Regions from separate parts of the Homo sapiens genome. Here region 1 is linked to region 2. A link is a loop called in an ENCODE intact Hi-C map of the cell type or tissue named here. Cell type or tissue: PC-9. All regions are shown on one strand. Links, peaks and the distances in the headings refer to the core of each region. The heading gives the core; the rest is flanking DNA.

The links. Hi-C counts contacts between places; a loop is a spot of excess contacts. Peaks named below come from ENCODE experiments on the same cell type or tissue, not always from the same donor. Only the 100,000 strongest peaks of a DNase experiment are listed, where the experiment ranks them.
Region 1: a loop joins it to region 2, with 11 times the contacts of the local background. A loop is called at or near these places in 5 of 110 quality-filtered maps.

Annotation. Positions count from the first base shown.
Region 1 is chr3:52,421,970-52,438,257 of GRCh38, reverse strand. It overlaps PHF7 (PHD finger protein 7), which reads right to left. Exons shown (of 11, transcript NM_016483.7): 9 at 15,920-16,036; 10 at 15,377-15,498; 11 at 14,617-15,167. The coding sequence ends at 14,941. It overlaps SEMA3G (semaphorin 3G), which reads left to right. Exons shown (of 16, transcript NM_020163.3): 14 at 59-287; 15 at 592-731; 16 at 2,185-5,223. The coding sequence ends at 2,655. Among named protein-coding and RNA genes, the nearest start is that of SEMA3G, 15 kb to the left of the region's middle. RefSeq lists enhancers at 186-691, 9,465-9,564, 7,143-10,292 and a silencer at 8,125-8,285. In PC-9, for the core only: a CTCF peak has its summit at 9,542 (motif pointing left); a DNase peak (open chromatin) is centred at 9,497.
Region 2 is chr3:53,069,344-53,081,402 of GRCh38, reverse strand. It overlaps a transcript of RFT1 not described here. Among named protein-coding and RNA genes, the nearest start is that of SFMBT1, 29 kb to the right of the region's middle. RefSeq lists enhancers at 8,241-8,360, 7,853-8,470, 8,711-8,760. In PC-9, for the core only: CTCF peaks have their summits at 8,327 and 8,528 (motif pointing right); a DNase peak (open chromatin) is centred at 8,622; H3K4me3 peaks cover 948 bases.

The DNA of each region.
Region 1 (16,288 bases), core at 6,046-14,045, 650 kb after region 2:
TGGCTGCGTGTGGGCGAAGCCTGGGCTCACCTCAGGCTCTGCTTCTGTCCCTCCCCAGCAAATGCTATACGTGGGCTCTCGGCTGGGTGTGGCCCAGCTGCGGCTGCACCAATGTGAGACTTACGGCACTGCCTGTGCAGAGTGCTGCCTGGCCCGGGACCCATACTGTGCCTGGGATGGTGCCTCCTGTACCCACTACCGCCCCAGCCTTGGCAAGCGCCGGTTCCGCCGGCAGGACATCCGGCACGGCAACCCTGCCCTGCAGTGCCTGGGCCAGAGCCAGGAAGGTGAGTGGTGGCAGGTGGGAGGGCCCAGACTGGGCTGGAACTCACCCCTGTGGCCCGGCTCCACCCCTGCGAAGTGCATTCTCAGATTGGTCTTGTCATGACGGATAGTCCTCAGTTTCCCTCTCTGTGTAGCTCCTGCTAGTGCATGGAAGCAGGGTCTTTGGACACAGTGGCTGGCTTGGGGATCCACGCATGCCTAAGTTCTTGTCATACTAGTGGGGCTCCTGAGCTGTGGTGTCAGGTGGTGGCACTGGGATCTGGGTCCCATAGTTCCCAAGCTGAGCCAACCTCTGCCTCTCTCCAGAAGAGGCAGTGGGACTTGTGGCAGCCACCATGGTCTACGGCACGGAGCACAATAGCACCTTCCTGGAGTGCCTGCCCAAGTCTCCCCAGGCTGCTGTGCGCTGGCTCTTGCAGAGGCCAGGGGATGAGGGGCCTGACCAGGTGAGTGAGGAGACCCCTGCCTCTAGCCTCTGTGTGTCCTGAGGTCACCTCCCATCCTGAACCCCAAGACCTGAGCCCCAGAAAGGGGTTCTGGGGGGAATCTGCCAAGATTAACCTAAAAAAAGTTTGTATTAGGCTCCTGGGGTGCCTAGAAGGAGGTGCCCTATTTTTGCCTTTTGGGAATGCCCAGGCCAGATGTGGCTGGAACTCCCCCAGTCTGAGGGGTGGGTGATGGAAGAGAGAGAAGAGGGTCTGGGCAGGCCAGTAAGTCTCCCATGTTTACACACATGGCTCATCTTTGAAGGATTCTCTTCTCCAGGGGTTCTTGGTTCTCTTCTGCCCCAGGCAGGGGAGGGGGCTGTGCCCTGGGCCCAGGACTAGGCTTCAGAACCTCCCTATGCTACACACACACAACAGAAGAGAACCTTCTGGGTCCCTAACCACTGGTCCTTGCCCTCCACCCTCAAAGCCTGGCCCCACACTTCCTCCCTGGAGTCCAGCTGTCTGCTCAGGGCCTCTCCTCCCCCATCCGGAAAGGTCTATCAACCCCAGGGATGGTTTAAGTCTGGGGCCTGAGGATGGGCATTGGCCGGGGCAGGGAAGGGGAGGGGCAGGAGTGGATTGATTACAGGAGGGGCTCTCCCTCCAGCCTGGGAACTGGGGGAGGCCAGCCTTGGGCCAGCTGTTGGGCTGGGCACTGAGAAGATTCCCCAGGGGAGGAGGGGAGCAACAAGATGGTGTTTCACAACACTAGCTAATGGCTCAAGCAATCCACCCCCAACACACAGATGTGCAGACTAAAACCCACACAGGGTCCAGGCCAGAGGCGGGCTGGGATCAGGGCGGCACTCCCACTTCCCACGCTGTGATGGGCGATCAGCCCACCCTGGGCTGGGGCTGTCAGCTCGCACCGTTGGGGGAATGAACGGTTCAGACCAGGATGGGAAGGCCCTGTGTGTGTCTCTGTGTGTGTGTGCGTGCACGTGCATGTGTGCGTGGGCACACGCACATTGTATGTGTGTAGCATAGGGAGTTTCTGAAGCCCAGTTCTGGGCCAGGGGGCACAGCCCCTCCCTTGAGAAAAGCCTGTAGATGGGATGGTACCTCCAGAAGGGCTAAGGGGATAACATCTTAGCCCCTATGTTCCTTGGGAATGTGTGCCAGGGCCCTCTGAGGCCAAGATTGGAGTCCTCTGACTAAGGGAGAAACCAGCCAGTCAAATCCTTGAGAAGGCCCCTTCCTGGGCTATGGGAAGGTGAGGCCCCACCTGAATTAGCTGGTGGTCTAGAGGAGGCCCAGACTGCCACGCTGCTGGTCCCCTCCTGGGAAGGGGAGAATAGGGCAAGAAGTGCCCAGGCACTGGGCCCCAAGGATGGCAGAAAAGCTGGGGCAGAGAAGCCGATGGTAAACTCCCACCTTGCACCCTACTCACGCCCTCCCGCCCGCATGGCAGGTGAAGACGGACGAGCGAGTCTTGCACACGGAGCGGGGGCTGCTGTTCCGCAGGCTTAGCCGTTTCGATGCGGGCACCTACACCTGCACCACTCTGGAGCATGGCTTCTCCCAGACTGTGGTCCGCCTGGCTCTGGTGGTGATTGTGGCCTCACAGCTGGACAACCTGTTCCCTCCGGAGCCAAAGCCAGAGGAGCCCCCAGCCCGGGGAGGCCTGGCTTCCACCCCACCCAAGGCCTGGTACAAGGACATCCTGCAGCTCATTGGCTTCGCCAACCTGCCCCGGGTGGATGAGTACTGTGAGCGCGTGTGGTGCAGGGGCACCACGGAATGCTCAGGCTGCTTCCGGAGCCGGAGCCGGGGCAAGCAGGCCAGGGGCAAGAGCTGGGCAGGGCTGGAGCTAGGCAAGAAGATGAAGAGCCGGGTGCATGCCGAGCACAATCGGACGCCCCGGGAGGTGGAGGCCACGTAGAAGGGGGCAGAGGAGGGGTGGTCAGGATGGGCTGGGGGGCCCACTAGCAGCCCCCAGCATCTCCCACCCACCCAGCTAGGGCAGAGGGGTCAGGATGTCTGTTTGCCTCTTAGAGACAGGTGTCTCTGCCCCCACACCGCTACTGGGGTCTAATGGAGGGGCTGGGTTCTTGAAGCCTGTTCCCTGCCCTTCTCTGTGCTCTTAGACCCAGCTGGAGCCAGCACCCTCTGGCTGCTGGCAGCCCCAAGGGATCTGCCATTTGTTCTCAGAGATGGCCTGGCTTCCGCAACACATTTCCGGGTGTGCCCAGAGGCAAGAGGGTTGGGTGGTTCTTTCCCAGCCTACAGAACAATGGCCATTCTGAGTGACCCTCAGAGTGGGTGTGTGGGTGCGTCTAGGGGGTATCCCGGTAGGGGGCCTGCAGGGAGCCAGAGGGTGGAAATGGCCTCTAAGCTAGCACCCCGTAAGAAGAGCCTACCTGACCGACTTGGGGAGGGAACACAGAGGTGTTGGGAAGGTGGAGCAACAATGCACCTCCCCTCCTGTCGCGCCGTGATATCTTGGTGGCTCCCTGCCACTGCCCACCGCCTCTTCTCCATCTGAGAATCACGGAGAGGTGTAGATAATCTAGAGGCATAGACTGCTAGAGCCCCCAGGGATCTGGGGTGGTCAGGGCTCAGGCTTCACTTTGTAAACCAGGTGGGGGCATCTCACAGCCTGACTTCCCTTCCCCAGGCCAGGGTTGCTGGGATGCCTGCCCCTCCTGAGAGGACCCCCTCCCCATTGTCAGGCTCTCCATGTCCACGAGCGGGGAGGGGTGGGTTCTGGGGCATTGTTGTCCCTTGTGTCTGTGGACTAGAGATAGGGTGGGGGAGCTGGGGAAGGGTGCAGGCGGGAAGAGTGGGCTGTCTTTCCCAGGGTGATGCAAGCATGCCGCAGCCCTGGAGGCTGGGAATGTGGAGGCTCTGTGAGCCCTGCAGCCCTCAGAATCAGGGCCAGGGATGCAGAAGATTGAGAGGATATGGAGATGGATAGAGGGCAGGAGACCCTTAGGATAGATTGTGGGACCCAGGCAGGAACAGGTGTCCACAAGAACTCAGGATGGCATCAGTTAGCTCAGAAGCCACCTGGAAGACCCAGTGTTTCCATCTCTGGAATCTCTGTTTTATGCTAAATGGATTTAGGAAGACTGTTTTTCTTTTAAGGGGGAAACAAGGTAGAGAAAAGGACGAAGAAGTGTAAGTCCCGCTGATTCTCGGGGGTAAGGCTCGGATGGCAAGGACGCGTTCTGCCTGGGCATGTAGGGGAGGTGTTTTTGCCATCACCAGTTTCTCAGGCTGGGGAGCACAGAGGGGAGGAGGAGGACTAAATGAAAAGTTGTTCCCAGCCTGCACATGAACACATTCATGACACACAAAACTGGCTGGAAGGAGATAAGAGCACTGGGTTTGAGATTCCCTCCATTAAAACAACCAAGACAAAGAAAGGAGGGGAAAAAAAGATAAAAAGCAAGCCAGGGTTCCCTGCCCTATTGAAACTCAAACCCAGACTGCCTTGGGTTTTATCTTTCCCTTACCCCTGGCACCTCCAGAGAACTGGGACCTGAAATAGTCCCTCCGTTCTCCCCTTTGACCATGTAATAAATGAACCAGAAGCACTGAGATTAACCTATCAACGCCCTGAGAAGCCTTCCAGCCTGCGGTGCTGTCTGCTGGGAGGTCAGCTGGTCAAGGCAGAGGAGGAGAGGAGGAAAGGATGGGGGCTGAAGAGCAGAAGGGAGGGGAGACAGAGGGGATTAAAGAGGGGAGGAGAGAGTGCAGAGCTCCAGGAAAGGGTATCAGAGCTGCAGCCAGCTCTGCCCTCTACCCTAGGGAGGCCAGAAAGACACAAACAGCCCTCCGGGCCTTTACGCTGGACTCTGGCTTGGCAGGCTCCAGGCAGGGTCCTCTGGGAAGTTACTCTAGAAAACGAAGGGAGGAGGAGCACAAGATCCTCAGCAACGAACACCTGCACTTAGAAAAAGTGGACAGCTTCTGCCAACCACACCCTACCCATGGTACTGTATGCTATTAACTCCTGGAAACGCCCCGTAAATGCGAGTTGTTTTTGTATTTGTGTGTTGAGATGGGCCTTGTGGTTTCTCTGTACTCAGAGCACATTTCTTGTAATTACTATTGTTATTTTTATTGTCATGACTGCCCCTGAGCTCTGGTGAGAAAAGCTGAATTTACAAGGAAAGGGATGAAGTTAATATTTGCATCACATAATTATATCATTACTGTGTATCTGTGTATTGTACTAAATGGACTGATGCTGCGCACATGAGCTGAAAATGAAGAGCCCTCCCATCCATTCCATGAGAAAGAAGGTCACCCTGAGTGACTTCTGTTTCATGATTTCCCAAACAGGTTTTAGAGCTGGAAAAGGACTTAAAGAAAGAGACTGGGTGGTGCTTTCTAGAAAGGAGGAAGATGGGTATCAGGGGAAGGAAGGAGTTAGAGGGCTTTGTACAAAGCCGAGATTGCTCATTAAATGAGGAACATCCTGGCCTGTGGGCTTGTAAGACTGACCTTCTTGGGACTTCAGGAGGATCTTGAACTAAAAGAAAAAAAAAAAACACTGGCAAAGGGCAGCTGGGCCCGTAGGCAGCTCTGCTCCTTTTTCACAACAACACTTGACATTTGTCACAGTGACACTTGGCATGGTTCCTGCCTTCATCCCAAGCCACATACCAATGGATATTAAGTCCTCATGGCTGGGGGACTGGGGCTGTGCTGTGGGGACTGTGGCTTCTGGAAAGGAGGGGAGGCCCCGAACATCTGACCTATTGGGCACACTGCAGGAGGTCCGTCTGGGCATGGCTCCCACTCCCCACTGACATCAACACCTCAGCCCAAAGAGCAGAATCCACTGATGCTAGAGGAAGATGGAAGGGTCATAACCCCACCTTCCCAGGGAGACTTCCCTGGGCCTCTTGCCTGAACAGGCCCCTCGATCCATGCTGTAGACTAGGGGTCTTAACAGGTCAGTCATAAGTCTCATCTTGCAGTCTGGGCCCTGGAGCTGGCCTTTCCTTTTGTTCCTTGCCCCCTCCACGATCACTTAGGCCTGACAGAACCTGAAACCCTGTCACCCCACCCCAGGAAGCATCATCACCTCTGACTGAGAAGTGTCACCAGGGCACCCACCTGGCACAGTGTGCTGGGCTGGGAAGGGTGTGCGAAGGCGGCCTCCAGAGCCCCCTTCTTCCCTCTTGCATCACTCTCCCAAGGGTGGTCCGGAAGACCCCTCTGGACCAGACCCCTTCCTGGTCCACACCACCTCCCCCTCCCATCTCAAGCCCTATTTCCTGCCTCAGCGATTTCAGCCTCTCTCTGTTGTCTTGTCACAGCTCTTTCCTCTGCGTCTAATGCTTCCTCTGCTCTTTGGGACTCTGTTCCATGACTTCCCAAACAGGTTTAGAGCTGGAAAGGGGCCTAGAGAATGAGACTGGCCCAGTGGTTCCAAGAGATAACTATAATCCCACGGGACCCTCCATGATCTCGTGGTCCCCGTGTTCTGCCCCTTTGGCCCTGACAGAGCTGAAATGCTGCCTGCTGGCTTGCCCTGTGAAGGCCCTGAGAAGTCCTGTGATGATCTCTTGCTAATGTGCATGCCTACTATGTGCTATGTGCTTTTCCAAAACATTTGGTTCTCTCTTTTTTTTTTTCCCATGGAGCAGCTAACATCTCATGTTTCTAACATTTTGAAGAACACACTTTGGAAAAATGTTGATTAGGTTAATTCCCTCCCTTAACATGTGAGCTTGATTAATTAGTAATTGCCTTCCCAGCTTGTAGGCTCTGGAAGCCCCAGCCTCCTGATGAATAGCCATATCTTGGTTTCCTATGACCCTCGCCAGAGTAGACTCTGCTACCCCGGGACAGGGCTGCCAAGCGGCCAATCTGCTGCCCTTTGGGCCTGGACTGTGCTCTGTTCCCGGCTCTCGTGCTCCCATAACCAGCCTATTTCTGGCCCCTCCTGTGTCTGTCATGGTCCTCTGTGGAGGGCTAGCATTCACCCCTAGTCTGTGGCTGTCCTTCCATCCAACAGACTCGTTTCTAAGAAGGTGAGGGGCAGGAAGGAGTCAGAATAAGAGAGGAAAACAGCAGTTTCCACTTTCTCAAATGACTCCTGGGCTTTTCTTTCATTGGCTAAGCTTGGGGTCAGGTCCTAGACAGCCCTAGAATCCCCTGCTTGGAGGAATGGTCAGGTAGCAGCCCCCAAGAACCTGGTGTACCTCCAGCCAGCCTGTCCTCTTTGTGGGCTGGCAGGGGGTCCAGCTGCAGCTCCAGCCAGTTGGGCCCCAGAAGACTGGCTCACATGCCTCTGGAAATCCAGCAAACAGAGGCACCTCTGGCCAACCACATCTTAGAGCTAGGGGGTAGTTGCTCAGAAATAGCCCAATTTCCATCCCAGTTAAGGTCCCATCCCAGCCTCACCTAAGTCTTGGATTGCAGTGGGTTCTACAAGAATAAAGTTCAACACACACCAGGAACAAATTCCCAGGGTCTTCTAAGACTCTAAACTCGGAAAGAGGGACAGTGGGTAGGGCTAGGTTTGGACACAATATCTGATAAGGTTGCCAGGCACGATGGCTCACACCTGCAATGCCATCACTTTCAGAGGCCGAGGCAGGTGGATCACCTGAGGTCAGGAGTTCGAGACCAGCCTGGCCAACATGGTGAAACCCCTTCTCTACTAAAAATACAAAAATTAGCTGGTGGCACACACCTGTAATCCCAGCTACTCAGGAGACTGAGGCACGAGAATCATTTGAACCCGGGAGGTAGAGGTTACAGCGAGCTGAGATCACGCCACTGTACTCCAACCTGGGCAACAGAGCAAGACTCTGTCTCAATAAATAAATAAATAGATAAAAATCTGATAAGGTGCCTGGGAATTGTTGGGCCGCACCCTGGCTCTCCTTCCGTACTCAGCCATCCCTCGGATGTACAGGAGACGAGGCAAGGCAGCTGTGGCCCTGTGCCCGTTCCCACTGCCCAGTCCCTGGCCACCTTTGCTGGGGGTACCACTACTGGGCCCCTCTCCCTTAGAGACTGCATCCTAATGAAGCCTTTCACTTTCCTTGCTGGACTTCCATTAAGGAAACTCCTGGTTCCTCATGAAGCCTTTAAAAAAATTACTCTCCACTGAGGATGAGGGCTGCTGCAAAGTCTCCAGGGAGGCGGTGTAAGGGATATGGGGCTGTCTTTGGGCCAGGCCTCCAGCAGCTAGCTAATAGCCTGCACGCAGGGACACTGCTGATGGGAGGACTCAGCTGACCAGTCTTGACCTCTTTACCCCGGAGAGTATGATGACCAGAGTACCCCCTAATCCACCCAAAAGGGCCTGTTTCACTGCTGTGAGGAATGACCAGGGCAAAGGGACAGTTGCAGACTGATAGGATTCCAAAGTGACTCAACAGAGGCCTGGAACAGAGTCCAGGTGTCTACCACCAAATAGAGGGGACTGGACTCTGGACACATGAAGCCCAGATTGATGGAGGGCGAGCGGGCTCTGCTCTCACAGATGAAGGCATGGGGAATGACGTGGCACACCAGCCACTTGCTCTGTGGACATGATCTCATCTGTTCACCCCCCCACTCCTGCCCCCAACTGATAAGAATCTGGTGATGTTTCCTGTAGTCCAAGGGTCTCAGACAATGGTGTGAACGGCTGGCCCTACTGGAAAGGACATTGTTCAGGGAAGAAAAAACAACACACCAGCACAAAGCCAGGGCAGGACCTGCTGAAATGTAAGGGCCTGTTTACAAACCCATGATTTCTAAGGGGAAGAACACAATGGAGAATTGTTTTGGCGAGGCTGGTGTCTCCTCCAGTAGGCTCCTGGGGGCTGGGGATGGCTTTGATGGTCCAGACAGGTCTCAGATGCTCTGAAAAGGATGGATACTAATGGCGCGGATGCCTTCCTGTTTATTAGGGGTGTGTGCAGGGCAGGGTCAAGAAGCCAGTTTACACCAAAGACAAGGGGAAGGGGCTCCTGGGGCTTACCCCTTCCATCTGGACCTCATGCTGTCATGTTGCTCAGGGATCCCAGGGTTAGAGCAGGTTTGCTAGGGAGAAGTGAGGGCAAGGGTTTTTTGTTTTGGGAAAAAAATCAGTTCTTCAGTTTTTCTGTCATTTTTTGGAAAAATGTACAAGCCATGACACCTTTGCAAATAGCCAGCTCCTTTGGAATGGAGCTCCCTGGCTTAGTCACTAGGGAGACTTCTCACACCTGGGGGCCCCCATGATGCTGTGACTGGGAGCACATGGGAAACTGATGCTGTCTCCCTGGGGTCAGGGCCAGTGGAGGTGCTGCTTCTCATAGCATCCTCCCACCCTGCCCATAGAGGCTAGAGCCTTTGAGCCACCGTTTGAGCCACCACCCAGAGGTCCTGATGGCAGTGAGTGTGCATTCGTGTGGACAGGTACCTGTGCATGTGTGCATGTGGGAGGAGGGTGGGGCAGAAAAGGAATAGAACCATATCACACATTCCCCCTTGGGACTGGCAGTCGCCATTTTTGGTGGAGGAGAGGGCATCTGGATGCCTCTCAATGAGTAATTGGGAGATATTTTTGGTGGGTTAGGAGAGCCACTTTGGGTCTGGAGAGACTATGAAGGCAGTCTTGTCTAAGGATTTGACCTGTGACGGGGAGCTTTCAAACTCATCTCTAACCCCAACAGGAACGTGCCTCATGAATAAACTCGAACAGATGTGTTTAGAACAATTGAGGCGCAATAAGTCTTATGTAATCCCAAAACAGAAGCAAGATTTTCATAAGCCTTTCCCAGCCTTCCAGGTCTGAGGGTTTATAATCTTCATCGACATGCTAACAGTGCCCTCTGGTGTTTGGCAGCAAAACACAGGCTTATGAATACAGGGTATGGAGCATCCATCAGTTCTGTAGACATTAAACTGCCTCTGAACGTGGAGTCCTGGGCCAGGCATCATGAGGGGAAGAAAGGTTAATAAGACAGACAGGTCCCTGGAGCTTCTGATCTAGCAGGAAAGACAGACCCATAACTGTAGGACAGACAGAGAATGACATGGGCTATAACAGGGGGTACAAACAGAGACAGTAAGAGTGCCTAGAGATGAAGAAGTAGCCCTTAGGCTGTGTTTAACAGGCTGAAGATGGATGCCAGGACTCTCCAGGCTGAGCACCCCAGGCCCGGGCCCAGTGTTCTGAGGCAGCCAGAGAAGAAGGCCTGTGGGTGGGATGTCCTGGGAGATGCAGCTATGGAAGGCCCTGTTTGTAGAAGGTCTTGAATGCCAATCTCAGCAGGGCCATCCTGAGCAAAGAGTTAGCACATGTTTTATGGTAACTGGCAGAAGGGAAAAGGGTGGATGTGTCAGAGAAGCAAGTGGACACAGGAAACCATGCAGACTTTTGCTGCCCATCCTATGAGGCATCAAGGTCTGAGCTGAGCACTGACAATGGGAAGGAGAGGAAGGCAAACATTTGAAAAACAGTCGAACTGACAACAAAGAGGTTGGCTGAACAGAGAGGGAAGCTGAAGGAAAATCTGAGGTTTCTGGCCTTAGTTTACGGTTCCCGTAAAGGTAATGATTAGAGGAAGGGGAGCAGGTGCTTTGGGAAAGTTTTATTTAACATCTATTTCTACTATCCCTAAGTGAACTGATTTGTCCCAGCTCCTAAGTTATGAAACAGTAATTAATTCTAATAAGACACATCAGTTATGAAAATAGGTATTAAAAATTTTAAACATGTGTTTGTCATGAAACAGGCATTTAAAAGAAGATGAGCTTGGGGCATCTTGCAGTGTCAGAAAGTAAAAAAGTGCTCAAAAACAAAACAAAACAAAACCAGACACACAGTGATGGGGATGTGTGAAAAGGACACATGAACACCCAGTGGCCAAAGCAATTTGAGCAACAAAATAAAGTATTATTACATTGTAACCCAAAGTCCAGGAGTCCATACTAAATGATTGAATAGGCTGTGCATGGTGGCTCACGCCTGTAATCCCAGCATTTTGGGGGGCCGAGGTGGGTGGATCACCTGAAGTCAGGAGTTCGAGACCAGCCTGACCAACCTGGTGAACCCCTTCTCTACTAAAAATACAAAATGCCAGGCATGGTGGCGCATGCCTGTAATCCCAGCTACTTGGGAGGCTGAGGCAGGAGAATCACTTGAAACCGGGAGGCAGAGGTTGCAGTGAGCTAAGATCGCACCACTGCACTCCAGCCTGGGCAACAAGAGCGAAACTCCGTCTCAAAAAAAAAAAAAAAAAAAGATTGGCTAAATAAATAAGCAGGAGAGAATAAAATAGGTAAATCTCCCATGCAGAACCATTCCAAATAATTTATGTAGATACTCCATCCTCAAGGAGGAGTTGCATAAAAACCTCTACTTAACTGTGGGCTCCACATAGTGACTTCCCTTTGGAAGGTACAGTATGAAAAGAGGAAAAGCCTGGGTGCGGTGGCTCACACCTGTAACCCCAGCACTTTGGTAGGCTGAGGTGGGTGGATCTCGAGGTCAGGAGTTCGAGACCAGCCTGGCCAACATGGTGAAACCCCATCTCTACTAAAAAAAAATTAGCTGGTGTGGTGGTGCACACCTGTAATCCCAGCTACTTAGGAGGCTGAGGCAGGAGAATTGCTTGAACCCGGGAGGCGGAGGTTGCAGTGAGCCAAGATTGTACCACTGCATTCCCACCTGGGCAACAGAGTACAACTCCATCTAAAAAAAAAAAAAAAAGAAAAAGAAAGAAAAGAAAAGGGGGAAAAAGGGTAACTTTACAGTGGAGAAATCTGACAAAACCTACCTCAGCCAAATGATCAAAGTCAACCTCAACAGTGACAGGTCATGCTGATACTATGTAACTTTGATATGATGTGATGAAAATGGCACTTCTCCTGTGTCTTCCTCCAAAACCCATAACCCCAGTCTAATCATGAGAAAAACATCAGAACAATCCCAGTTAAGAGACACTCTGCAAAATACTTGACCAGTACTCCTCAGAAGTGTCAAGGTCTTCAGAATCAAGGGAAGTCTGCCATTCCATCACAGCCAAGAGGAACCGAAGGAGATACGACACAGTGCAATGTGGTATCCTGGAACAGAAAAGACAAGAAAATCTCAATAAAATTTGGGCTTTAGTTAATAATGATGTATCAATATTCGTTCTTTAATTGTGACAAATTTGCTATACTAATGTGTTAATAGTAGGAGAAATTAGGTTTGGGATATATGGGGACTCTATACTATCTTTACAATGTTTCTGTAAGTCTAAAACTATTCTAAATTAAAAGCTTATTTAAGAAAGAAGCTGGCTGGGTGTGGTGGCTCACACCTGTAATTTCAGCACTTTAGGAGGCCAAGGTGGGCAGATCCCTTGAGCCCAGGAGTTCAAGACCAGCCTTGGCAACATGGTGAAACCTCATCTCTTAAAAAAAAATAAAAAAAATTAGCCAGGCATGGTGGTGCATGCCTATAGTCTTAGCTACTTGGAAGGCTCAGGTGGGAGGATTACCTGAGCCCAGGGAGGTCGGGGCAGTGAGCCATGATCATGCCACTGAACAGAGTGAGACCCTGACTCAAAAAAAAAAAAAAAAAGGGGCTGGGTGCAGTGGCTCACGCTTGTAATCCCAGCACTTTGGGCGGCCGAGGCAGTCAGGAGTTCGAGACCAGCCTGACCAGCTTGGTGAAACCCCGTCTCTACTGAAAATACAAAATTAGCCTGGCATGGTGGTGCGTGCCTATAATCCCAGCTACTCAGGAGGCTGAGGAAGGAGAGAATCACTTGAACCCGGGAGGTGGAGGTTGCAGTGAGCCGAGATCGCACCACTGCACTCCCGCCTGGGCAACAGAGTGAGACTCCCTCTCAAAAAAAAAAAAAAAAAAAAAAAAGAAAGAAAGAAAGAAAGAAAAAGAAAAGCAAAAAGAGGCCAGGCGTGGTGGCTCACACCTGGATTCTCAGCACTTTGGGAGACTGAGGTGGGTGGATCACGAGGTCAAAGAGACTCTGTCTCAAAAAAAAAAAAAAAAAAAAAAAAAAAAAGAAGCCAGTTATTTAGTGGAGAATGACTGATTAGGCCCAGATGAAGAATAGAACATTTCAAAGTTGGACTTTCCAGCCTATAAAAATAGGGTTGGCTATTAACATCAGTGGAGACTAAAAATACAAAGAGTAAGAAATAGTTAATAGCTGTGTGTGTGTGTGTGTGTGTGTGTGTGTGTGTATGCATGCACTGTCGTGTTAGCTAAGCAAGTATCCACAAAGTCAACTGTACACAGAGGTAGGGCAGCTGACATCTAGGTGACAAAAACTGCCCCCTCCCAAGCTCCCTTTCTACCCACTGAAGCTAAAGTCGAGAGGGCACTGTTAGGGGCCATTACTCTCAGTTAAGATAGTGTTTCTCACACTTGGGTATACAAATAGACTCCTTAAGAAAAGATATTAATACTACCACAGATCCCTAAAAATATGCCTGGTGACCCAAGTTACAGAAACTCTAGGTTTAGAACTAAAGTCTTAATCTAAGGAGCATCTTTCAGTTGTGAATTATCACTGCAAGAGTTGAATCTTTAGAATGGGTTAAATATTGTGTTTTATATGAAAGCTCACAATTAAAAAATGTTCCTGTTACTTGCAGAGCTCTGACAAAATTTCCCTGGACGCCCGGATAAGCAAGGATAGCATTGGGTGGTCAAACCCAAGAGAAAGGAAATGAAGAAAAAGGGCATAATTGTGGGAAGCCCTAGGAGGACAGCTGTGCAGGAGCTCTAGGAGCAGCCAGCACTGGAGGCGGCGGCTCTGGGAGGCAGGTCTTCAGGAAAAGAAGTCCAGCTGATAGTGATCTGATGCCTGGTCTATGAGGAAAATTGCATTTTGAGACATTTTGTTGATCATTTGCAACATTTCAGAAGAATTAGCAATAGGTATATACCAAAAAAGAAGCAATTATTAATTTCAGAAAAAAACATTGTACAAAAGAGGAAAGGTAATCATAGTGTACTGCCTGGCTCAGTGGTAAACAGTATTTCTAGCATCATAATAATATAAACATTGAAAGTTAACAAAAATTGTGATACAATTATCTGAGGTGAACGAAAACGGGAAGATTATGTTTTTTTAATTTAATTTTGAGACAGCGTTTTGCTCTGTTACCCAGGCTGGAGAGCAGTGGCGCGATCTCAGCTAACTGCAACCTCCACCTCCCGGACTGAAACGATTCTCCTGCCTCAGCCTCCCAAGTATCTGGGATTATAGGCACCCACCACCGTGCCCGGTTAATTTTTGTATTTTTAGTAGAGATGGGGTTTCACCATGTTGGCAAGGCTGGTCTTGAACTCCTGACCTTAAGTCATCTGCCCGCCTCGGCCTCCCAAAGTGCTGGGATTACAGGTATGAGCCACTGCGCCCGGCCACCTTGCCTAATTTGAATGTCCTGGCATGCAAATTCATATTTAAACTCTGGACGGAAATGCTCGAACCACCGGGCAGTGAGGGTTTGACTGGGCTCACTCATGCTGTGGAGGTGTGCTGAAGCCCACACCAGTCAGGAGAGAATGGAGTCCCTTATGCCCCATGTATAAGCATGGTAGTCCTTGACCTGTTTGAGTCCAGGACCCCAAGCCTTGCAACAAGGGCCTATTCTCCACCCAGTGTGGACTGCTATGCTGGCTCACCTCCCTAATGAGAACCTGTGTACTTATTATTTGCACAATGATTGATGAAGATTCTCTACCTCTGTAATGCCAATTTCCGTATAAACAGGTTTCTTTCCCTCCAAAGAAACATGTCTATATTCTAAGCTAAAAGTTCTACATTAATTCCCTAAATTTTATGGATTAGGAGGGTGAGTTTTCTTACTCTCGTACTCTACCCCGTAGAATCTTTACTACCCAGACAAATTTCAGAATGAATTTATAAGGAGACACCAATGGAGAGAAAACCTTTATTTGCATAACAACAAACATGGGTGAAGTAAGAAGAGGCATATGAAAACAAGATTAAGGTGGAAGAATCCTTGGTGGGAGGAGAGGAGGAGAAAGCAGAGGCACTCTTGTAGCCATAAACGCATTTCCTTGTTGGCATCTGGACTGCTCCCTCCTCATGCTCCACTGAGACTTCTCTTTGCTTGGCTCATAGTCTCACTGCTGGCCCTGCTTCCTTGTCTCACAGTCCCAGAGTGCTCCCTCCCCAAACCCGATGGAGGAGCGCAGCTTCATACCCTATTGTGTGGGACAGCAGCTACTCAGAAGGTGTTACTTGGATTTTTTGCAGCTGTTAGTGATTCTGACACCCTTGGACCTCCAGGAGTAGCTCCTCCTGCCACGAGAGGACTCTGGCTTTTCTAATAAGGAAGGTTCTGGCCAATCAGTCCAAGAAAGGCCCGGATTCTCTTCCAAGGTGTTGTCTCTGCAGAAATGTTCCTCAGGGTGGAAGGTGCTGCTGCAGCAAGGGATGTCCCCTGAGTTTTCAGGTATGTAGTCTGGTGAGAGAAAGGCAGGAGAGGAAAACTCAAGCCTCTGCTTCTCCCAGGCACAGGTCCTTAAGCTCCTCTCTAGCTACTTTCCTTCCAAAGTCAAAGGCACCAACTATTAATCCCCCTCTGGTGGGATGTCTTCCTCCTTTCCCAGGCACCACAAGTCCCTACAGCCCCCTCCTTGCTCTGAGGCCGGCCCATCCCTCCAGCCTCACCTGTGGCTGCAGCAGGTGAACACTCCTCACACTCCCATTTCTTACTGTTAGATCTAAGAGAGGAGCAGTCCCTGTGGGTTCCGTGGGATCCGCATGTAGCACACAGAATGAGGCACCACCTCCTAGAGGAAGAGCCCAGGAAGGGTTGTGGAGACATACAGAACACCAACTGCCATGCTTGGATGTTTGCTATGGGCCAGGCATTTTTTACAGCACATTTTACCCAAGATGAATGTATGGCTCAGAGAGGATGAGTGCTGATCCCAGAAGCCTGCCATCAGTCGTAACCCCTTGAAAGGTAGATTAGGAAAGGAATTGGCTCTGAATGTCTCTCCACTGGGCACAAGGTGAAGCGGACCTTGCAGGGGAGACGTGTTCACGTGCACACAAGTGAGTCGGGCTGGTCAAGAATGAGACTTAGCAATCGTGTTTATCCTAAGGTCTGCATACAAGAGTGAATTTCTTACTTCTAATAACTGTGCCAAGGTCTAACTCTAAGATAGCACTGATGAGAGCTCTTTCTAGCCAGAAGCCTTCCCCTACCCTTCATCCTCAAAGCTGTCTCTGCCTTGTTCATACAGACAGATGGGGGCATCACAGTGCTGATAGCGCTGATATAAGTCTGAGAAAGCCCCTGGCTCGAGTTCCCAGGCAGCATCTCTGCAGTGGGAGAAGAAACAGTGAATAAGAACATAATGGGTTGGTGAAACTTTTGTCCATCAGGGAGGAGTTAGGAAGAGCCCAAGCTAAGCACAGCAAGAGTTCAGTAGGCTGCCTGAACACTTCCAACAAGGCTGGCCAAGTGGCCTGGCAGTGGGAGAGGGTTGAAGCAGGATGAATGGAACATGCATGCAGGTTCCTTAGTTCCACTCTGGAATCCAATAACTCAACCCCCCAGGGAATTCTGATTCC
Region 2 (12,059 bases), core at 4,060-12,059:
CTCCCTACACCCTGCACCTCACCTCTATGGCTGTGCCAGGCTCTGCTCCTCTCCACCCTCACCCCTAATGATCCAGCTCAAAGGCCTGCTGTGGCTGAGCCAGCAAAGGAGGGAGGGCGAGGGCATTATAAATACTCATGATTTAATGGCTTTTCCTTTAGCCCCATTACCTGCAGAAGGCACCTGGCCTAGAATGCATGGCGTTGATGAACTCAGGTCACCGTTTCTTTCCCTTGGCTTCATTTGGGCTGGTTCTTATGATGTCCTCAGGAGCCCTGGAACCAGCACTGCCCAGCCTCATCCTCACACCTCTCCCCATGCCCCAGCCAGGGAGGCACTCGCCTGTGTCAGGCCTGGTGGCCCTGTTCTTATGACCCCCCTAGGCTGCTCTGTCCCCATCAGGCTCCTCGTCCTTTCTTGCAACAGCCCTATATTCTTTCTCCCTTGAGAATTAGAAAGGCAGGTGTGTGTGGTGGGGCCAGGAGTTTGGCGGGGAGGGAAACGTGTCCAGAGAGGGCTTTGAGGCAGCTGTGGCTTTGCTTCCCCAGGCCTAGTCACTGGACCCAGCCCAGCTACCCTGCTACCCTACCCCCTTCAAGCTGTGAATCTTTGAGCAAAGTGCTTGATCCCCCTGTGCCTCAGTTTACTCATCTAAAAATGGGCACAATAGCACTTGCCTCATAGGGTGTAGTAAGGAGTGAGAGGAGGTAGGTAAAGCACTAGACAGGGATGCCTAGCTCTAGCCTAGTGGACTTGAACGAGTGGAATTTTAAATCTGCCCAACACAAGGTTACAGAGGGACTGTGGTCCCTGGAATCGTTTGTTTCCCCACTACTGCTTCCTCCTCCCACCTAACCCCAGTCCACAGAAGTGCACGTGGTGGTGGAGCATCTTTTAAAATTCCAATGGAAACATTGCTTTACCCTCTCCTGAAAGACGAAGCTGCAGGTGAAGAAGAAACGAAAACTGCTTTTAGGCCCAGCTGGCCCTGCAGGAGCTTTGGCGGGTAAGGGTGTCAGGCAGGGAGACTGTGCAGAGCCAGGCATCTGGATGTGGATTTGAGGTGTCCTTAGCCTTGGAAACCCCAGTGACTAGGCCCGGGGAAGAAACGCCATGGCTGCCAGCAAATGCTCTTTCAGACACACATTCCGCACACCTCCCCAGGACAAGAAGGGATGCTCCAGAAGCTTGTTAAATGATTTCCACCAATTTCAGAAATTGCCTCAGCTAGTTGTTTATATTTCCCATCAGCCTTAGATTAAGACAGAAAGAAAATGGGGCCCTGGCGTCAGGAAAGAAGGTGGCTTTGTCCAGGGAGGGACAGCTGCTGTGGCAGTTTCTGAAGAAAGTGGAAAGGCATGAATGGGCCCTGCCATGTGTTGGGTGGCCACAGGCATGAGCTCTCCTGGTCTCGGCTTTCCAAGGCCCGGGCCACGGTGGCCCACGAGGACACCCCTGCACCCCCACATGGCCTCACCCACCAATTGCCAATGTCCTCACCTTGAACCCACTCATCACAGGCTGATCCAGAAACTTGCTGAGTTTTGTTTTGTTGCAAACACTGATTTGCTTTGTTGTTTTTTTTACTTCACTGGGATGTAGGATGCCAGGTTAAGATGGACTGGTTTCTCCTGCCAGAAGCAGCTTTGAATTTAGGATGCCCAGAGGGTGCTGTCTTTTTCTTTTGACAGAGTCGTGGTCTGTTGCCCAGGCTGGTGTGCAGTAGTGCGATCTAGGCTCACTGCAACCTCTGCGATTCTCCTGCCTCAGCCTCTCAAGTAGCTGGGATTACAGGCGCCCACCACCATGCCCAGCTAATTTTTCTATTTTTACTAGAGACAGGGTTTTGCCCTGTTGGCCAGACTGGTCTCGAACTCCTGACCTCAGGTGATCCACTCGTCTCAGCCTCCCAAAGTGCTGGGATTACACATGTGAGCCACTGTGCCCAGCCTAGGGTGCTGTCCTGAACACTATTGATAAGGTGGAGTTTTCCTGGGAAGGGAAGAGTGTTCTGCCTACAGACTTGTGGACATCAGGGAGACACCAGATGTGTCTGGGCCCAGCGCTGATCCTTGGGGAAGGTGTGAGGCCATGGACATTTGGGGTGTGGGTCATATCTGAGTAGTGGGGATCCATCAGGCCTTCCTCTTCCTCCTTCTCATTGTCAAAGAGCCGTGACCTGAGTGTACCTGGTTCTGATCCGACAGCCCACTGCTAAAGGCCTCCCTCATTTCTATCAGCGTCTGTGGGACATTCCCTTCAACTGTGCAGGAGTCCTGGTTGCCTTTGAAGCTTGGAAATGATGTTTTACCACATCCCCACTGCCCACTGGGCCAGAGGACCTGCTGTTGATCCAGACAATCAACAGAGCTGGAGAGCCCGGAACTGTATTCCGATCCCAGCCCTGCCTTTTACTCCTTGTGAGATCTAGCAGGTAGCTTTGCCTTTTCTCCATCTGCAGAAGGTTCTAATAATCCCTGCTCACTCTTGCTCCAGGGCCATTGTGGGGCCAAGGAAAAGTTGGGGTTCAGCAGTTCTTTGGGGTGGAATGGAGAGTTGGAGAGCCAGTGGGCCTGTGCATACCAAGGCTGGAGCCTGGGTCCTGCAGGGGAGCTAGTCCAGCACAGAGGTCACGGTGGAGATTAAAATATTCCTTTTTTTGAAACAGGATCTGGAGCTGCTGCCTGGGCTGGAGTGCAGTGATGCAATCATAGCTTACTGCAGCCTCAATCTCCAGGGCTCAAGTGATCCTCTAGCCTCAGCCTCTGGAGTAGCTGGGACCACAGGCATGAGCCACCATACCCGACTAATTTTTTAAAAATTATTAGTAGAGATGGGGTCTCACTATGTTGCCCAGGCTAGTCTCACACTCTTGATCCTCCCACCTCGACCTCCTAAAGTACTGGGATTACAGGCGTGAGCCACTGTGCCTGGCCAAGTTTAAAATATTCTATACCATGTGTTATTTTTCCTGATAAGTGATTTTATCTCCTGATATTATGTATTTTATGTATTTCTTGCTATTTAATTACAAATTATCCTGAGGGCAACCAGTGCCCTGCAGAAAGTCACAGAAACACTGGGTCCATGTCCTGCCCGAGGCCAGTCCTGACTTTGCCCGTGGTACGCACCTGTGCCGTGCTCACACTGTCCTGCACAGCATCCTTTTTTACTATAATATGCCATTGCAGGTTATTCCCAGCACTTTCTATGTTGTAAACTGTTAAGTGAATATCCTGACACAGAGTCCTCCAAGAGCCTGGTCTCCTTCTCCATTTTGCCTGCTGATGAACCCTGAGAGTGAACTTCACCGCCTCTCAGCCCCAGCCTCGCCCCTAAGAGAGCCTAGGATGGAAGGGAGCCTGCCCAGGTCATATTGAGTTGATGACCAGCCAGCCTGGAGCCTGAGACTCAGGACCTGTAGGTCAGTGGGCCAAACCGTTCAGATCGCCTGGGTTCCACATCTGAAAAGGGCTTTGCATGATGCCAGCCTCCCAGTCAATGGTCTGTATTAATTGTGACATCGTGGCAACCTGTCACTTGGTCATTCAGCTGACAGTCTTTCCTCCTGCAGAGGCCAAGAAAACCATGGAGGAGCAGTGGACCTTGGTGTCCCTGCTGAGCACAAGCCAGCAACAAGGACCTGTCCCCCCAGGCTCCACGGCATCCTCAGCCACAGACAAGCTCAGCCGCTGGGAGTGTGCACCTGTCACAAGTAATTGCTTCCCAAGAAGCAATTCCTCTGGGTGTCAGTAAAGTCACTGATGCCCCAGCCCTCCCCTCAGAGAATCTGATTAACCAGCCTAGCTGGATGGGAAGCTAGGGAACAAAAGCCACCCAGTAAACAGAAGCGGAACAGCCGAGGAAGGGGCTCTGCCAACTGCTCTGGCTCCTTCTGTGGGCGACAGGGCCTCTGTGGGCTAGTGGCTTTGGAAGGGGTTTGCTCAAGGGCCTTGTTTCCCTGCCCACAGGCATGGGGTGCAGCCCCTTATGCTGGAGGCTCATCTTTGTAGCATGCATTGGTGCTTGGGGAAGGTCTTTGAGCTGCCTGGTCCAAGGGTGGATTCTAAGGTTTTGACAAGATCACTCCACGCTCATGCCTGCTGTGGGCTCTGGCACAGACAGACCCTAGTGTAGGTTCCAGCTCTGCTGTGTCCTTTACACCATGATCTTGGGCAGTTTACTAAACCTCTCAAGCCTCAGTGTTTAAGAGGTTTTATATTAATCCTACCTGCTTTTATATTTAATTTCTCTTTTGATCAAAACAATACACGTATGGTACATAGTTTTAAAGGTTGAACAATACTGCAAGGCTGGAAATACTAATTCCCCTCTTCTTGACCCATAGTTTTAAGGTTGAGCAATACTGCAAGGCTGGAAATACTGATTCCCCTCTTCTTGACCCATTGCTTTCAGTTCTTTTGACTCTTTCACTCTTTTTTTTTTTTTTTGAGATGAGGTCTCCCTCTGTTGCCCAGGCTGAGCTGGAGAGCAGTGGCACAATCACAGCTCACTGCAGCCTCAAACTCCTGGGGTCAAGCAATCCTCCCACTTCAGCCTCCCGAGTCGCTGGGACTACAAGTGTGTGCTACCATGCCTAATTTTAAAATGATTTGTAGAGATGGGGTCACACTATGTTGCCCAGGCTGGTCTTGAACTCCTGGCCTCAAGCGATCCTCCTGCCTTGGCCCAAATTGTTGGGATTACAAGCATGAGCCACTGCACCCTGCCTCTTTCACCTTTAGAACATTGATTTCCTACTATGGAAAATGAGCTGATAGCCACCTCTCCATACATTTCCTCCCCATCCTTCAAATGCTATGATTTGGCGTAAGTTGATATTCAGTGTTTACATGTTTAACGCTACGCAAACATTGTTTTCTGCTAAACCAAGTAGTATTCTATTTCCTTTCTGCTATGATTCTTTGTTTTTCCTCAAGCTATAATTATCTGTCTTTTTTATTTGCTTTTTTATATTTGTACTTTATATTCTTCCCTACAAAATCATACAAATCTGACCAAATACACCCAGCAGGTGTGCTTTCCCTGGAGACATTGCTCCAGGAACCCCTCACTACTTATTCCACTCTTACCAACCTATCCGTTTGCCCCTGCCTCCCTTCCCCAGAGGGAAGACATTGAGGCTCAGAGAGGTAGTAAGATCCGGGTGGAAATGCAGGCCTAGATAAGGAGGTACAGTTATGCTCAAGGGCCAACCGCCTGCCCAGGATGCTGCAGCCCAGTGGGGCGGCAGCCACACAAATGGGACCACTTTGTGGGTTTAACATCTGCAGTGTGGGGCAGGGGCCTCAGGCCCTGAGTGTAGAGGACAGAGGCAGGTCTCCCTGTCCATCCTGGGTGACCATTCCTGGTAAGATGCCCCATGCTGATTTCCATCCCCCACCCAGGCAGATCGGAGAAAGAGCCAGCCCCACTTTTCTCTGATCACCCCATGTTAACTTCCCCTTAAACTTGCTAAACCAGCCCTACCCAACTGCCAAGCTGAGGTTGCCTCCCAGGGCCACCAGCACCCTGCTCATCACAGATGGGGCCACTTTTACTACTTCCCTGTGTCTCGTCTCCCCCATCTCGGGGCTGAGCTCTGAGCCTGCTCCCAGCCAGCTTTGTGCTGCAGGTGACTCTTCATTGCTGGTCAGAGGAGGCTAAGGTCAGCCCTAGGGAATGCATGAAGGTTAAGATGATGCTGGGGGCCCCTGGCCAGCAACTCCCAGTCTTGGTGGCCCAAGTCCTTAAGGGCAGCACACATTCCTGAAGGGGACAGAGAGAGCCTCCTGAGTCAAGAGCTCTTACCCAGACACCACATGCCTCACGATGGAGAGGACTATGCATTGTCGGAGGCTCCTGGTGACTGCCATCCAGCTCACAGGGCCCACTCACCACAGAGGCTGCCCATGAGAATGTCATCCATGTGTTCCTGCATGCCAGAGGCTGTACCTCAAGGAGGCTGTGCCATTGGGCCAGGACTACCCCAGGCATAGGGAGAGGGTACAGGCCGCATATCCTCTCCCTCAGCCATCAAGAGACAAGGGATGGGTGTCAGAGGTGTCTGGGAGATGAAAGATGCATGGAGCACTCCAAATGGCCGCATGCTTTCTAAACACACAACTCACCAGGATTTCATCTGCAACTCAGATTCAATCGGCTAAGTGGGGAAGAAGAAAGTATGTGGTTGTCATGGCAACACCAAATTGCCCAGGACCAGGTTGGTCTCTAAGCAGGGGAAGGGAAGGGAGTGGAGCTGAGCCTCTGTCTCTGTGGTGGGGATGTTCTGGAGAACGGGGCCCAAGGGTCAGGCCCGACATACACCTGTGGGGCAAGGGGCCTTGTTCTCACTACCCCTGCTCAGGGCTGAGGGCCTGAGCCATGCAGTATTATATAAAGGGTTGACTCGGGGCCCTCACTCTGGGGCTGGGGCCCAGACTACTCCAGCATGCAAGTTCCAGAGCCAGCCTCTTGCTAAGGGCCAGTCCCTGCTTCTCCCCACGGGCTAGACCCACCCCAGAGCAGCTCAGATTTGGTGCCTGCTTCTCTTCTTGCCCCCTAGTCCTAGCTGTTCCTGGCAGAGCTTCTGTCTTGAGCTTGGCCATGGATGTGGACACAGCCTGGCACATACCCTGAGTGCGGTCTAAAGGATCAAGGGACACAAAGCCTCACCCAGAGAGTGCCAAGCAAAGCTGATACTTCTATTCATACGCATGCAGTGCTCAGCCTGGCCTCCTTCTTCCCACCAAGAATGAAGTGGAGCCAGCAGAGGGGTTGCCCTGCAATGTGGTCTCTGCCAACCTGGGCCCAGGCCTAGCTGGATAGGTGGTAGGAGAGAGGGCTGCTCAAGTAGGAAGGAGGTGAGCATCAGGACCCTCCCCTCCCCTGGACCTGCCTTAGCCCTGTTTTGATTCTGACCATCCAGTGCTCTGGGGACCCTGGAAAAGGTCCTGGCTCCAAGGTCCACCTGACCAGCCAAGCCTGGCACATCCATCTCTGTGGTCCCAGGATCTGGCCACAGGAGGGCTCCTGGACACGTAATACATGAATAGATGGAGTGACATAAAGAATTAATCAGTGGGTGACTTAGGCAGTGAGAACTAGGAGCAGAAGAAATGAAAGAGACCAGGTTGGGAGGGGGGATGCTGGTAGGGCCAGGTTTAGGGGAGCCTTAAATGCCAGGCTGAGAGGGGGTGTTTGTCAGGCTCCCCCACACCCAGCTTCTGCCCTGGCCCTGGGACAATTTCCGTCTTCCAGAGGGGCCAGTAGGGATCCTGGCAGATGTGGCCCTGATCACCTGATCCCCTCTCAGAGAGACAGAGACCCCAGGGCCCATCCCCCAGAGCCTGGCTCACCTGGGCCCTCGCAGGGCCTGCCTCACCGGGGCCCCGCAGACCTAACTGCTTCTGCTTCATGGTCTGTGGGTTTTCCCAGTCGTCCAATTAGTGCTAATTGGAAGCAGGAAGTGTGTGCATGTGTGGGGTGGGCCTGGAACTCCGATGTCCTTGTCAGAACTTCGAAGCCCTGTGCTTCCTGGGACAGGCTCTTCCCTAGAGCTTTGTGGTCTCCCGCAGGGCTGGGTAGGGTTGTTGGGAGCTCCCCGAGCATTGGGTATACTGGCTCTGTGCACAACGGGGCCTCTGCTCTCCAGAGGGCTCAGGCTCTCACCGGCCACCTCTTACCCCAGGTGCCAGTTGCCCCCAGGGCAAGGCAAGCTCATCCTTTTCACTGCCAAATCCTCTTCGCCCGGCACAGAGCTGCGGCTCTTCACAGTTTCACTCTAACAACGAAGGGAATGATGGGCTCAGGGCCTGGAAGAGAGGCGCAGAGGGGGCCTCCTGAACCCCTCACTGACCCTTGGTCCAGCCTCAGCCCGTGGCTCCATAAAGGCAAGGAAAGGCCTGCTTTATCTGACTGGCCACACACTTGTGCTTCCCTTGGGGGACAAAGGGTGCAGAGGCGCTTCCACAGAGGCGGGACTTCCGCTTACTTTCCCTCCTCCCCGTTTCCCCGCCCCCTCCACTTGCGGCACAGGTGGGGGTGTCCAGAGGCAAAGCCCCTTTTGTGTCAAGCCCCAGCCCAGGTTCTCTCCTCACCCACAGATGCTGGTGCGCAGTCTGACGGCAGAGGCTGTAACGGGGGAAGCATGGGATGTGGGCACATGGGGGAAGGCCCCGGAACCCAGCCTGGGCAGAGGCCGGTGCCCCACCAGGCTCTCTCTCTGCAGTGTTATGTCAATCATTGCCCACAGGTGCCCTCGACCTGGACACCGTCAGGCCTCCTTCGCGGTGGGCTGAAACCCTGTGGCACAGCCCAGGACCACCCAGCCCCACGGGCTGGGGGCTCACATCTGGAAGCAGGGCCCCCCAGGACTCAAAGGTGCTCGGAGATGAAGATTGCTGGGTGTCAGCTCATGGGGCCAGCCTCGGCTTCACCCCCAGGAAATGCCTGCTTGTTGCTGTGCGGCAGGCACTAGAGCAGGCAGAGAGGGCGGTGGGCTCCTCTGAGGTCGCGGGCGGAGCCCTGTGAGGAGAGACCTGGCCGCCGGCAGCCACTAGAGGGCAGGACCCTCCTGTGTGTTTCCTCCAAAGGGTTGTTGAGCAGATGAGCGGGACTGACAGGAAACAATGGAGCAGCCGCCCCAGGGTGCAGTCACCACAAGCCTGCTAGAAGGGCTCAGCGGAGGCTGCGATGCGTCCGAAAGTCCACTGGACCCTAGACCTTAAATGGCCTCCCTGAGCCTTTAGGCTTTTACTTCCTGGGAGCCCAGCCCTGAGCCAACAGAGACAGTGCCTGGCTCCTACATTGGCAGAGAGTGACAAGTCAGTGTCCCCTTCTTACAACATCAGTGGTAGAGGAGCAATTAGGAGAGCAGGTCCTCCAGCTTCTTCCAGGTGCAGTGTGGAAACAGAGGCAGAGAAGAACTCACCTGACCGCACCTACGAGGTGGGTAGGGACAGATACTTCTGAGAGTGAACCATCAGCCAAGCACGCCCAGCAGCCCTGGGGGGTCAGTGCATGTTGTCGGGTGCTACTTTTGCAGTTGGGGAAACTGAGGGTCAAGAGAGGCTGTCATTTGACTGAAGTCCTACAGCAAGGGTGGACCAGGGTTCCCGCCCGGGCAGGATGATGCTGAGCCTGCATGCAGGCTCCCACGCAGCCTTATCACAGCCTCATGTAGAGACGACCTCCTGTGACCTCGCTGACATGAGTGTGAGTGTGTGGGGACCCTGGCTGCCGCAGCAGGAATGAGGCAGCCTCTCTGCATCCTGACACTCCCAGGCAGAGGCCTGTCCTTCATCTGGACCTACCAACAGTGACGCCAGGAGCAGCTGCCTCTAGGACACGTGTTCCCCTGGGCCAGAGGAACTATGTGAGGAACCCATGGTGCATGCCATGACAACCCTCCTTTAGGGCCTCTTGAGGCCACAGTGGTGCTAAACCCAGGAAGTGGGTGCCAATTCAGGGGACCATTGGCAGCCCTGCTGCCCCTCACTGGGCTGTGCCTGCAGTCACGGGAGGCAAGGACCTGCTTTTGAGTCTTTGGCTTCACCTTGTTCTTACAGCCAGACTTGGGGCTCTCTACCTGGGGCTGGGGATAGGTAGTTCTCAGCCTGGGCAGCCCCAGGAGCTGCTAAGTGTCATATCCCTGGGGAAGGCCTGAGCAGTTTGAGGCTGATTTTGGTTGTCCCAATACTGCTGGGAACCACTGGGGAATGAGAGTGTCTTGGGGACCTATTCCTGGAGCCTGAGTCTAAGCTGAGCTGTGGCTCATAAGACTAAATTGCATGGAGACCCAACATGGCTGCTGGGCCCGTCAAGGGCTGGTGTCTGCTCTGGGAGGTAGCCCCATGGCTGGATCTTTCTCTATGTCCCAGGTCGGCCCCTGTGACCTGGGGCCAGTGTGCTGAAACCTGTGAGGATCAGGCATAGCGAGGAGGGTGGCCCCATAGGTAGGCCCATACAAGGGACTTGGGCAGAGTCCTGTCCTCCAGCTAAGTATCTGGGGCACCAACCTCACAGACTGCAGAGTTCACTCTCATTAGCGCAGGGGTCCTCTCAACAGCTTCAGTGACCATAGGGATCGGTGTACCCATTTCACAGATGGGGACACGCCGGCTCAGGTCTTACCACCCTTTGCCAACAGCTTCTTCACTGGTCTCCTTAGCTTCCGTTTTCCCTTTTCCTTCCTTGTTTTAAGCTTTCAAAAAAAATTTTTAGGCTGGGTGTAGTGTCTCCTGCCTGTAATCCCAGCACTTTGGGTGGATTGCTTGAGCCTAGGGGTTTGAGACCAGCCTGGGCAACTTAGTGAGACCCCACCTCTACAAAAAATTCCAGAATTTTCTTTCTTTACTAATTTAAACATTTTGGCTGGGCTTGGTGGCTCATGCCTGTAATCCCAGCACTTTGGGAGGCCAAAGTGGGCGGATCATCTGAATCAGGAGTTCTAGACCAGCCTGGCCAACATGGTGAAACCCTGTCTCTACTAAAAATACAAATTAGCCAGGCGTGGTGGCATGTGCCTGTAATCCCAGCTCCTTGGAAGGCTGAGCCGGGCTGGTCTTGAATTCCTAACCTCAGGTGATCTGCCCACCTCAGCCTCCCAAAGTGCTGGGATTACAGGTGTGAGCCACCGCACCTGGCCAAAAAAAAACTTTTAAAATTATTTAGTGGCTTATTATATAAGAAATACATGAATGCATTTTTACTTTAAAAACATAATACACCCAGCAGTTTGGGAGGCTGAGGCAGGTGGATCACCTGAGGTCAGGAGTTCGAGACCAGCCTGGCCAACATGGTGGAACCTTGTCTCTAACTAAAAATACAAAAATTAGCTGGGTGTGGTGGCGGATGCCTGTAATCCCAGCTACTCGGGAAGCTGAGGCAGGAGAATTGCTTGAACTCGGGAGGCGGAGGTTGCGATAAGCTGAGATCGTGCCACTGCACTTCAGCCTGGGCGACAGAGTGAGACTCCGTCTCAAAAAAAAAAAAAAAAAAAAAAAAAACCATAATACAGGGCTGGTCATGGTGGCTCACACTTGTAATCCCAGCATACTTCTGGGCTCAGGCAATCCTCCCACCTTGACCTCCCAAAGTGCTGGGATTACAGGCGTCAGCCACCGCACCCAGCCTGTTTTGATTTTTTTCAAGAGACGAGGTCTCACTATGTTGTCCACACTGGTCTTGAACTCCTGGGCTCAAGCTATCCTCCTGCTTGTGCTTCCCAGAGTTTTAGATTTTCAGGCATGAGCTATCACACCCAGACTTATTTTCTCCTTTATCCCCAACCACTGCAGTTAGGTTTGGGTTGGGATGGGGGCAGGTGGGAGATGGGGGAAGCCAACCTCCAAGCAGGGCAGGAAACATCTAGCCAGCCCCATCTTCCTGAATCCACAGCTAGGGTGCCTCCCAGAGAGCCTGCTCTGCTGCAGGGCACAGTGGGGAGTAGTCTGTCTCCATAGACACACAGCATCCCAAAGCCAAACATTTCCCTCCTCAGTCCTTGTAATTGCCACTAGGCTGTGCATATATGGGAAACCCACAGGGTTTACCTCATCCCCTATTGCTGGACATCCAGGCTGTTTTCAGCGGTGCTGTTACAGCTCACTGCAGTGGCCGCCACAGTGCAGGTCTCTGCCAGGCTCTCTACGGGGAGGCGCTGGGAAGTAGAATTGCTGAGCTGGGGGGCAGGGGCTAAGTCACCCTCCAAAAAGCCTGTGCCCACCCCCAGCATAGGCACTTGTTGTACTAACACTTTGCTAAAACCTCTCTCTTCAATGGGAATTTGTCTCATTGCTTATGAGTTTGCTTATCTTTTCTTACTGAGTGATCATTTTTATTTCCTTTTTTTTCTTTTTCCCCCTCACCTCTCTGAATTTTATTTATTTCCTTTTACCATGAAGAATCTGCTTATATCCTTTCCCCATTTTTCCACTATGGTTTTTATCTTTTCCTTATTCATTTGTAGATCTTTATACAGATGCTCTTCAACCTGCTGTGGAGTTTCATCCCAATAAACCCTTTACAAGTTAAAAATACTGTAAAATGAAAATGTA